Regions from separate parts of the Homo sapiens genome. Here region 2 is linked to region 1. A link is a contact called in ENCODE Hi-C or POLR2A ChIA-PET data. All regions are on one chromosome and are shown on one strand. Each heading gives the region's core, a stretch centred on a gene start or an enhancer-like site at or near the end of the contact. The rest is flanking DNA. Distances are from core to core; before and after follow the strand shown.

Evidence for each region. A loop is a pair of places that touch in the nucleus more often than their neighbours do. ChIA-PET counts read pairs that join two places held with the same protein, here RNA polymerase II (POLR2A). Pooled maps may share reads with other maps.
Region 2: a loop to region 1 is called in a map of chondrocyte, with 2.5 times the contacts of the local background. The contact joins the promoter of TRPC4 here to the enhancer-like site in region 1. A Hi-C loop is called at or near these places in 11 of 168 maps with a recorded cell type or tissue (A673, GM23248, IMR-90 and 7 more) and 5 of 50 pooled maps. POLR2A ChIA-PET finds 5 or more read pairs at or near these places in 4 of 52 experiments (A673, AG04449, BJ and 1 more).

What each region holds. Positions count from the first base shown.
Region 1 is chr13:37,653,756-37,659,516 of GRCh38, forward strand. TRPC4 (transient receptor potential cation channel subfamily C member 4) reads right to left here. Exons shown (of 11, transcript NM_016179.4): 7 at 1,333-1,528. Among named protein-coding and RNA genes, the nearest start is that of POSTN, 58 kb to the left of the region's middle. Within about 2 kb of position 2,981, at least 5 of the 41 ENCODE cell types and tissues checked have a DNase peak (open chromatin) inside an H3K27ac peak, as active enhancers do; they include IMR-90, PC-3, PC-9 and 2 more, where a contact is called at or near this core.
Region 2 is chr13:37,866,546-37,872,306 of GRCh38, forward strand. TRPC4 (transient receptor potential cation channel subfamily C member 4) reads right to left here and starts at 3,227. Exons shown (of 11, transcript NM_016179.4): 1 at 3,050-3,227. LOC124903160 (a long non-coding RNA gene) reads left to right here and starts at 2,598. Exons shown (of 2, transcript XR_007063762.1): 1 at 2,598-4,121; 2 at 5,660-5,761.

The DNA.
Region 1 (5,761 bases), core at 1,731-4,230:
TGGGACATTTAATGTTTTAAAAGATCCAAATTGCTGGCAGCTTCCTTGTATCTAGCTTGATAATTAAAGGCCTTCTAATTTGTTGTTGTTGCTGACGTTCTGGAAAACAGAACGCACATTTTGGAAATATGTTGATTAGGAGAATATAGAACTTCTGACACAAAAATTTAGAGTCTATTTATAAAAATTTCAGATCGTAAGATGCTTAAATGAAATTCAAAGTATCCACAAATTCGGGTATTAACCTCCAAATCCTAGGACCTACCTATTTCCAGAGGAATTTTTTATGCATTTGGAATACTTTAGTCTGTGAATCAATAAATAAAAACCATCTATTCTCATGTTCTATGCAGTTTTTCATCAGTGATGAGTGTCTTATGAGAAAAATTGCCTCCCTAAGGATGGTTGAAGTAAAATTCAGAGTTTTGCTTGACAAAAAAACAGTAATAACACTTCAGAGATTTAACCATAGATTCAAAGGTGTAATGGAATGTAATTATTTATGAAGAAAATGGGAAAACTATAATTACGATTATAAAATGCTACTTGTCTAAGGTATAAATATGAAAGACTTAACTATATTTCATTCCACTAAGAGTTCTGTTTTGCTGCTATTGCTAGTGGTCCTAGACGTATATCACTAGTATATAAGTTCAAGCAGATAAGTTCAACTTTGTCTTTCTTGTGCATTGCTGTATTTCTGGTGCCCAGAACAGTACTGGAAAACACAGTATGTACCCAGTAATTATGTATTGAATGAATAAATAAATAACTTGTGCTACGTTGTTTAGATTCCAGAGTTTCAAAAAAACATGTATTGTATCGTGTATTATCCTACAGAAGTTAATATTACTTCTCTTAATACATTGCTTTCCCTGAGCTTTAAGAAATTGAAAATCCTGTGGCTTCTCCCCTTCCCAGACTCCTCTCTGGGTTATCTTTTGTATCTTCCCCTGTAGGGATGACTTCGCTTATATGAGAGTGGTAGGTTAAATGGACCGACAGGAGGCAAAACCTATTGTACACGGCGCAGAGATGAGCTGCTTGTTTATTAGTCAGACCTCAGCTACTACTTCCCATAGCCAATGGCTGCCTGGCAAAATGGATTTGGTTTATCTTTGTAATCATGTGTAACATGACAAAATCAGATTAATTTATAGCTACATATAGTGTGCTACTGCTCAGAAATTTCAAATTAACCATTTATAATTCTTATCTGTCTAATCAATAGCTAATTATAGATTTTATTTACGATGATAAGAAGATGGAGTATAGCTAAGAACAACACATTCTAGAGGAAACATTGAATTAAAATAAAGCTGGTCAACTTACAGCAATCAGTTGGTAAGAATTATTCATCATAGCTATTAACATGTTGAGTAGAACAACCAGAGAGATGACATTGTATGTCCCAAACATGGTGGCACCAACAAACTCAGTAAATTCATGCTGTGCTTTGACATTGGTCACATATAAATTGATGAGCCCAAATATTGACCAAAACAGGGACTGCAGTGTCTCAAATAACCTGTAATAAAGATAAAATGATACTAATAGCTATATTAATGGAATCATTATACATGGGATAAAACAATAAAGCTTGGCATGATTATATATATATATATATATAATTAACTTAAACATTAATATCAACAGTAAAATAACCTTTTAGGACAATTATAAAATTAAACGATAAAAAGAGTGAAATAAAACTGTTTTCCTCAAACTAGTAGAAATGGTGTACTTAAATTTCCCAAGAGCTTTGAAAGCTAAATTTAGTTTCCTAGGGCAGAGAGAGGCAAATGTGGCATGGGTACTGAGTTAAGAATGGTTTTCACTTTCTAAAATGGTTGGGAAAAAAATCAAAAGAGTGATATTTTATGACATGAAAATTATGTAAAATTCACATCTCTATATCCATAAATAAAATTTTATTGAAACACATCCATTCTCATTCATTTATGCATTTTCTATAGCTTCTTTTGTGCTACAATGGCAGAAGAAAGTAGTTATAGCAGAGAACATATGGCTCAGAAAACCTAAAATATTTACTATCTGCTCCTTTTCATAGAACATTTGTCAATCTCTGTCCTAGGGCACTAAGTCATCACTAATAAATGATAGATCCCAAATTTTAGGCTTTAAAAAGTTTGCTCTTTTACTGATTTTGCTTTGGTTGTAGGAGAATTGAGAACATTATAATTACTACAGATTTCTATGTTTACAACTAAAATTGGACATAATGCATCTTGTAAGATGGTAAAGAGTCTCAGAATGCTTACGTAATAAAATTTGATGGGTTTTTGGTTTTTTTGGTATTTCAAGGAACATTTTATTTATTCTAGCCAATGAATGAACTCTGGCTATTTTATTGAAAATAATGTCCCTTTAACTTACTCCAAAAAATGAAATAAGCTGAGGACTATCTGAACTCAAATGGAGAATTGTTTGTTTCAAAGGGACCATAATAATACATTAATATAGTGTAATAAAACGATGATAGAGATTTCATACTTCTTGGTAAATCGTTAAAATGAGACTATATTTAAATTACAAAAATAAAATGAAAACCTTCTCATACACGGCATGATGACTAAGGAGGTAGGATTTCTGTCTATTGGGAGATTAGCATTAGATTGGAATGGTGTTGCAGAACCAAGTCAATTATGGCTTCTGGCAACTCCCAGCCCCAGTGGCATTGTCCCCTGTATGCCCTTTTATGGAAAGGTAGTCCTTGTGTAAGACTCTGGAGCTTCTCACCCAATACCTCCATGGACTAAGTCAATCATGGTCAAGTGACCCAAGGAGAGAAAATTCATATAAGGCCAGTGGCCTGTGGCATGCATTAAGGCAAAAAAGATCAGAATTCCCCTCTAGAGAAGTTTGCCTTAAAAATATCAAGATAATTGCCCAAAGGGGTTGGGATGACAGGGGTTATGATGTGGAGTCAGAGTCACTGGAATGACGGGATGCCAAAGGTTTGAGACAGCACAAACTAAGAAGCAGAGAATTGAGGATGAATAAGCCAGGCAATAAGTAAACTCGGAATAAGGATGAAGTAGCTGACTCATTTTAATGCTGACACACAGAGTAACAATCCCATGGCCCAGCACTACGTCAACTCCGGCTCTTCCCAAAGCTGGGGCTTGCTCTAGGTTCTGCCCTTGCAAAGATAAACCCTTACTCAGAAGACTGAAGGGCTATAATTCTTTGCATGTTTTTTTATAACTAAATGCCTGTTACTTGAAATAAGCTGTGAATTCTAGTGCATATAACCAGGAGATTCCAGCTAAATATGCCTAATTGGCATTCAGGATGGAAATTGCTTTTTTAAAAAGGTAAAAAATTTCATATTTTTAATTGAGCAACTAATTTTAAGACAGAAAATTTAACTATTTATTTTCTAGACCTGTAAAATGACGGAACAACAGATTATTGTGAAGGAGAAAGGGCACTGATCTGATCAACTTTAGCCAGACTGTGATTCTTAAATGGAATGCTGTGCATTCTACGAGGAGGTGATCACATATTCTTAGAGGAAAACCCAGGTGCCAGATTCCAACAATAATAGAGAGAATTCAATCTGACTCATTGGCCCTAGACAAAGGCCACTAAAGCTACTCTTTGAAAATTTCTCAGGAAAAAGTAAATTTGGCCCATGGCCATGAATTCTTTATTTTTAGTAACTTTAAAGACAACTTCTAAAATTAATCATAGTGTCCTTTGGATTTAATGTGAAAGAATTGTATTCTTTCTTTCCAAATAGTTTATGTTCTCACTGTGAGTATACACATAAAAATCAGCTGGTTTTCCTGACATGAATAGCAATTTAAGGAAAGTTGTAAGTTAAATATTATAAGTTATACAATATATAGTGTAAAATGTTACCACATAAACCCCATTACAGGTTCTTTTTCAAATAAAAACAATGATGCAGAATAAACCACTTATTATTTTGAATAGTACACATTTGCTCCTGTCTACATAGTAACTACTAATTTTAGGAAACATTAATAAATACTTTTGCAAAATATTTATTGATGTTTAAAAAAATTTAAAGGGGAAAATTCTAAATAAAGTGACATTTCATGATTACTTATAGATTATTTCTTTCTTTTATTTTCCTTCTTTTAGTGGAATAAGTCAGTGGTGAGATTTAAAGACTAGTTCCACTTAACTAAAATATATTTATTTCTCAGAGGAATTAAGACCCTGGCCTTAGTGTTTCTCAATGAATTGTTCAGATAACAGGTGGATTTTTAAAAAATCAGTCTAAGTTAACATTTCAAAGCCACTGCTTTCAGAAATGTTTTTGTCATTAGTAATTCCCAAATCTATTGAGACCAACATTGCCCATACATTGAAGGATCATTACTTAAAGTATCACATCTCAGAATGCCTTTACGTGACTAATATTTTTCTTGTTCTGTGGTAAGATATGAACTGAAAACTCTCCAAGATAATGCTACAATTTAATTAAGTGACATTTAGTATAAAACTTGGGTTGAAGACTAAATCCTAACAGTCTGTATGGGTGGACTTAGGTCCTGCCTTCCTAATGATAGCATTTTATCTCTTGCTTTGAATATATTGCTCAACATATGCTTTATACAATTAGCTTGTTTCCCTGATTATATATTTACAGCCAGAAGAATTGAACGTGTAAAAAAGTAATGTATTCCATTGTTGAAATTTTCCTCTATCCCATGGGACTAAAACAATGAGCAAACATAAATTAATAAAAAATTCATCTGAATATTTTATCTTTAGTTTATAAGCAAAAATGAAATATTAAAATAATGTATGACTCCAACTGGCCAGTTACAACCATTAGGAATACAGCTCCAACAAATATAAAAGGGCTTTGCTTAATGAGACAATACCTGTCACAAAGCCTGTGCCCCTCTCTTCATAAGAAAGTACCTTACCAGGGGCTAATAGCTTAAAATTGCACATAGAATAGTTTCAACAACTAAATATTTTGTGTTTTTTGGTAACATGTAGTTCTTCTCAGGGTAATGAGAAAATAACCTGGAAAGGAGCAGGAGGAAGTATGTATTCACTGGTGGGAAACGGCATGAAGATGCATAGAAGACATGGATCACAGCCTGACACTGGGCATTCAGTCAGGGAGAAGACCAGAAAAGGCCTCCTGCAAAAGGTATATCTGAGGTAGGATTTGGAAAAAAAAATTGCCACATGGAAGGGCAGAATAAGGCCATTCTCGAATAAGAGAAGAAAATAACGTATTTGGGGATTTGTATTTATAATCCATCAGGAAATATTGAAGAGTAAAGTGTTAATGGGGGATTGAAAGATGAGACAAGAAAAGGAAGTGATACAGAGGATGTTCGTCTCTTTCAAATAGCATGTTGAAATGTAATCCCTGATGTTGAAAGTGGGGCTTAGAGGGATGTGTTTGAGTGATGAGGGTGGATTGTGGGTTGCTCACAAAAGGCTTAGTGTCATCCTAGGAGTAATTAGTGAGTTCTCACACTATCAGTTCTCACAAGAGCTGATTGTTGAAAGGACCCCTGCACCTCCCTCCCTCGCTTCCTTCCTCTTTCCCCCTGTGATGCCTGCTTCCCTTCACTCTTTTGCCATGAATGGAAGCTTCCTGAGGCCCTCACCAGAAGCAGATGTTGATGCTGTGCTTCTTATAGAGTGTGCAGAACCATAAACCAAATAAACCTCTTTTCTTTATAAATTACCTAGTCTCAGATATTTCTTCATTGCAACAAAAATGGACTAAGACAGGAGG
Region 2 (5,761 bases), core at 1,977-4,476, 210 kb after region 1:
AATGGTGTCTTTCCCTAAATGCATTTTTTGCATCATAAAGTTATTTTGGTAATACTAATGTTCTCAAAAATTAGGTCTATATTTGTGCTGATTAAAAAGACACAGCCATGATATTATATCCCTGATCAAAATATTCTCAAATCTCTTAAAATATTGCGGGGTCAATGCCTCTGGAAGGGTGAGAAATAGAAAACATGAGTAGTGAGATAGTTCTAAATCAACTCTTCATTATAACTAGATAGAAACAAATTCCCAATTAAATTTGGGTTGAGTCGAACCAGTTTTAATGTTTATTTTTTGTGGGGGGGGGCGGGTATAGGGTATAAATTAGGTGAAAAGGCAAAGTTTTTATTTTGAGCTGTCTCCTCAACCTCATTTTTAATGAGAACCAAATAATCATGGTGGGGTTTCCATAGGCATTAAAGAGGTCAATAACACTGGTTCCAATTGAGTCTAGGCAATTCAATTTCTAAAGTCAAAGTGCACATTAGAATTTGATTTCATAAGCTATATGGCAATGATGGTTTTGGAAAAAGGAAAATTTAATAGTTTATTGTATTTTCCCTTTACCTGACATTATTTTCAAAAATACAACAATCATATTTTCATAAAATATTCAGTCCCTAATTTTATAGTTCTAGCTACTGCTTAGTATTTCTCATATATCTATCTTTACTTATATATCTATACTAACTTTAAGCACTGATAGTTACAATACTTACTATTGAACAAATGTGTGCATATTTTTATTTTTGTTCCAATATATGCATCGATCAGAAAAGAGAAATTATTTCAGTTTTCAGCTGCTAAATATAATGCTGATCATCTGAATTGCTATAAATAATCCTGGCAATTAAACATGCAGGTATAAAAATAAAACAGACTATTTCCAAAAATATACACTTAAAAGTAGTTTTAATTCAGTGGGGTTAAAATCAGTGCATCTTAAAGGGGGTTATTATATTTCAATACAAATGTAATTGTCTTTATCACAGGGTATGCTGATAGCATTTGACTAGATGATCAGATGTTTATAACTTTGAAATCATAAAAGAAAAATTAAAAATAATGATTGTCATTGTTTCTATCTTTCATCTACAGTTCAGAAACAGCAATTTTTCTAAGCTTAGTTATTACAGTGAAGTTTATAACAACATCTAGTTCACAAAAATATTGATAGACACAGCCATCCAAATATTGAAAAATAGCCAATCTAACTTCCAGATTCCTTACCAATTAAAATGATGTAATAGTTTATAAACATAAGTTGTTGTTTTTTAATATTTATTTAGCTTTGGATTCCTAAATGAGGATGTTGAAACAGGTAACTTTTCAGTCCTATAGATGGCTGTAGTTCTCCATGGAGCATAAGTTAGAAAGTTAGTTTGAAATGTGTGTATAGAATAAGACATTAAAATTTCCTCTAATGAGAAAGAATATAAAGATTGCTTCTGTTATTTCCTATTAATACACAGTATGAATCGATTAAGGTTATTTTATATGAAAAGTTATTTGGTCTCTTACTGGTCTAATAATTAAAATAGCTATAAAATTCAAAGAGAACTTTAACTCTGTCATAGACTTTTTAATGCAGTTTTATCTTGACCTTTTGGAAATAAGTGCAACAGAAAAATAAATAATATAACCATTACAAAATTTTAAAGGTTATAAGTAATGAAAATCTATTCCAACTCATATATCTTTCAGAATGACCAGTGAGCAAGTAAATTGAAATTGATCTTATTGTTTTTTTTCCCCCCTTAAACATTTAAGGAGGATGTTTTCTGGACAATAGTGTCCAGGTGAATAAGAAAGTAGGCGCTACAAATGTAACTTTAAATAGCAAACCCAACACAATGATGAAGATTTCAACATTTTAACATCTCCACCCACTCTTACTCTCAATGTCTAATTTAGAGTTTTACCAAAAACACCCCAAACCAAAAAACCCTCCAGTAAACCTTTTGCTTAAAGAATTTGTAATATTCTTTGTGCTGTGATTATGTACTGTGAAAGGAAAGGCAGAAATTATATGAGCTCTGAGAGGCGGTGTTTTATTAAAACTGAAAAAGTTTTACAAGTCTGTCTATTTTTTTTTTTAATAAAACAACTAAAGCTTCCTTCTGTCTCTTCCTACTCCTTTGGCTTGGTGCTTACTCCTTAAGCAACTTGCTGCATTTTATAGCTATGGAATTTCACTGGGAAGGGCCTCTCTAAGAAGCCATGTGAACAGGGATACACCATAGTGGATACACCATAGTGAATGCAGGCAGACAAGATAAGAGATCCCTTTCCTCAGCTCTCCTAAACCCTCGATGCCTTTCCAGTATTCTCTTGTCTCTAGTCGCAAAAGACAGCTGACTTCACAGCTGGAACAACAAGTTGTGCAGTGAATCCCAGTGATTTAACCAAGTAGCAAACCGGGTCATTGGCTTCATTGGCTTCATTGGAATCTCGGTTGCCAGGCGAACTAGGAATCACTAGCCTGGGTCGGGCAACACGGATAAAAGTGTTTCTGTTTCTTGACAGAGAATGAAAACGACGCAGAATGTAATCGATCGGTAGAACATTGATCACTCTCCTTCCTTCGTTACCCTACTTTAAGTGCCGGAGAGCTAAGGCCTCACTTATATGCACCCAGATGCCCCCGAGATCTCCATTTTCCCCAAATGCATAAAAGGCTAAAAACGGCCACATTCCCCAGCACCACGGCGTGGCTGCAGCTCCTTTGTTTACCATATAAGTCACACCGGGGGTTCACTCCTCGCCCTCTCCCCTGCTTTAAAGCCGAGTGCGGCGGAAGACTGAGGAGCACCCCCAAACTCCTGCTCAGCCCGAGTCAAGCACCGAAAGCTTCACAGGTTTTTTTCCTGAGCCTTGAAGAGAAACCACATAGCCAGAACCTTTTGAACTCCTAACCCCGCAGGGATGTCCGCCTCCCAGAAGAGAGCCGGCTTCCCAGGCAGCTTAGGAAACTTAACCGAGATCCCAGAAAGAAGGCGAGGTGTAGCTCCGGTCGAACGGAGCCCCGAGGCGACATCCTCTTTACCTGCAAAGTTGCAATCTTCGGGCTGAAGTGATGGGATCCGAGGACTGACGGCGCGGGTGCCGTGCGGGGTGAGAGCACGCCCGGCAAATTCCAATGGAATTCCCTTAGTCGCTGCTGAGTTTTGGAGCATTCCAAGGAAAACGATCGAAGCTGGAGCCCACGCAGCTGGCACCGAACTGGGCGGAGTGAGGATGCTCTGAAAGCGAAGCCATGGGAGGCGGGGGAGGGGCGGCCCGGGAGGGGGAGGTAACCGCCAGGGGAGGAGAACCTCTCCCACCCCCGCCTGCACAGATCCCTCTGGATAAAGTTAAGAGTTCCCACGGCTGACAGCGGATGAGCCCAGAGAAAGGCACCCCGCCCTCCGTCCCTGGTGGCTGCCGGGCTCGGGGTCCGCACAGACCGCGCTGGAAAGGGATAGTCCGGGAAGATGCGCGTCCCACGCACCACACTGCTTGGAGGTGGAGGAGACCCGCGCGCTGGCAGGAGCTGACGCTGCGTCCCCAGCTTGTCCCCCTCGAATAGCCTCCACCTACCGGGGCCAACTGCTTGAGGTCAGCCAGTGGGCAGGGGAGCTCACCACCAGCCAGCCGTCATCCAGCCAAGTCGGTGGCGAGAATCCACCCTGTGGTTCTGGATGCAAGCCAGACACACCTCCAGGCTTAGGGCGGTCTCTGCAGGCGTGTTGGACTTCAGTGCGCTCCGACACCCAGCTTTTGAATGCCCTGCTCCCAGCCCGGTAAACAAGCACCCATGAGGCCCGCCGCCCGACCGGAAAAAAGTAGTCCCCTGCAACTCTCAAAGCTTCTCCCACTCCCGCTTCTCTGGGCGACTGGCACCCCCTCTCCTGTCCTCAAGGTGTCAGACTTCCCTTGCAAGAGCTGGAGGATGCGGCTTGCCACTAGTGTCAACAATCAAAACAGTCGCAATGAATAAATGATGAGCCACAGCGTTCCAACCACCCTCATCCAGCTTGGTCTTTCCAAAAGGCATAGGAAATCAGCAAGTTTCCACCAAATATACCAAAACCCTAAGACGCGAGCCAGCCCAAGGGTGCAAGGTTCTGCGGCTGCAGGTGATGTGCGTGTGTGCGAGTGTGTGTGTGTGCGATACTGGTACCATCTTACTGAGAGTGAGATTTCAAGATAAACGTTATCTCTTGTCCAATCTCTTTAGTGTTCACATATGAAAATAAGATTAAAGTACAGAGAGGAATACACACACACACAAACCACACACACACTATTGGCAAAGTTGGCAATAACACTTGCTGTAACTGCAACACGGTGATTCCCAGCTTGTCACTCGGAAAGTCTTAATTGGTTGTGACCCCATGACCCAGAGAAAGATAGAGTTCACGTGTAAGATAGAGAGTGGAGCCCTTGAGGAATCCTAGCTGGCAATTACCCTCCTCGAGACTCTGTTTCTACCTGATTGCCGTTATTTTCTGAAAGCCCTGAGGTTAGCTGCTGGTCTCTGATTGTATCCCAGCAGACGCCTGATTCAGCTTCCAGTCTGCGCAAAAGCTTAGGAGCAACCGTTTTCTCCTATCCCAACCAAGTTGTTACACCTGGGAAGCTGTGCTGTGCCGACTGCAAGGCGGACCAGTTTCTTCCCATGGAATATTCCCAAGGAATATAAACTGACAAACTGGCATCCATATTCAGACTCTAAAGCACAAAATTAAAGAATTTCCTTTTTTATCTTTCCTACCCACTTCAGAGTTCACATGAGTTGAGGTTTTTGTAAATAGTTTTCACATGAGTAAAGAGGATATTACCAGAGATCACGCTGGGGTAACTGTGCATGCTGCTTTTTTTTTTTAAGTCACTTTTCTTATTTGTTAATTTATCTTTCTCCCTGCCTAACTGCTCCTCTATGGGTTTGTTCCCAGCTCAGCTAGACCCCTATTCTAAATTTCTGAGATACTAAGTCCTTCCCAAAATACTAAGATACATTGAGATAAACCTGGTTTCTACAATGCTACTGCAGTAAACAAAGGAGAGAACGACAAAAGGCTTTTCTCCTTCCTTGAATCTCTTTTTACTCTTTACTACAAGAAGAATATATTGACATGTTTAAACAGTTCTTTACTTTTCTTAACATTAAATGAAGGCTTTTAAAAATATGCAAAATGTATCTATCAGTAGACAAGGTAATAACTTTATAATAAATTCAAGTCCACTTTCTAACAAGGGAGGGGAGACTGTAAACATATATATGGAAATCTATTTTATTTAATGGAACTGTAAGTATTTTTGTGACATTTATTGACAATGTTTCTTCTTAGCCTGAAAAACAAAATTCTACATACTGTGTTTGAGTTTATATCTTTGAGATCAACCCGTGGTAGATAGAATTCCACATACTGAAATGAGTATAGGTCTTTATAATGCATATTAAAATACATGCAAGAGAAAAGCTGATCAGTGACAAACTTGTCCATTGTTTAGAAGTGATGAACTTTACTTTGCAACCTTAGCATCTGTACCAAGTTAGATGCTCCTGCCCTCTAAGGATTTGTTCTTTGTAGCAAATGTTATCTCTGTCATGATGTCAGCAAAGAGATATTATACCAATTTTTTCTAATTTGTTATTTCTTTCCATAAAAAGGTGCCTATGAAACTGCAATAAATACATAACAGAAGAGAACACCAAGGAGAGCACTATATATGTCAACCATCTGAGCAGGCTGTATTCCCACGGAAAGAAGAA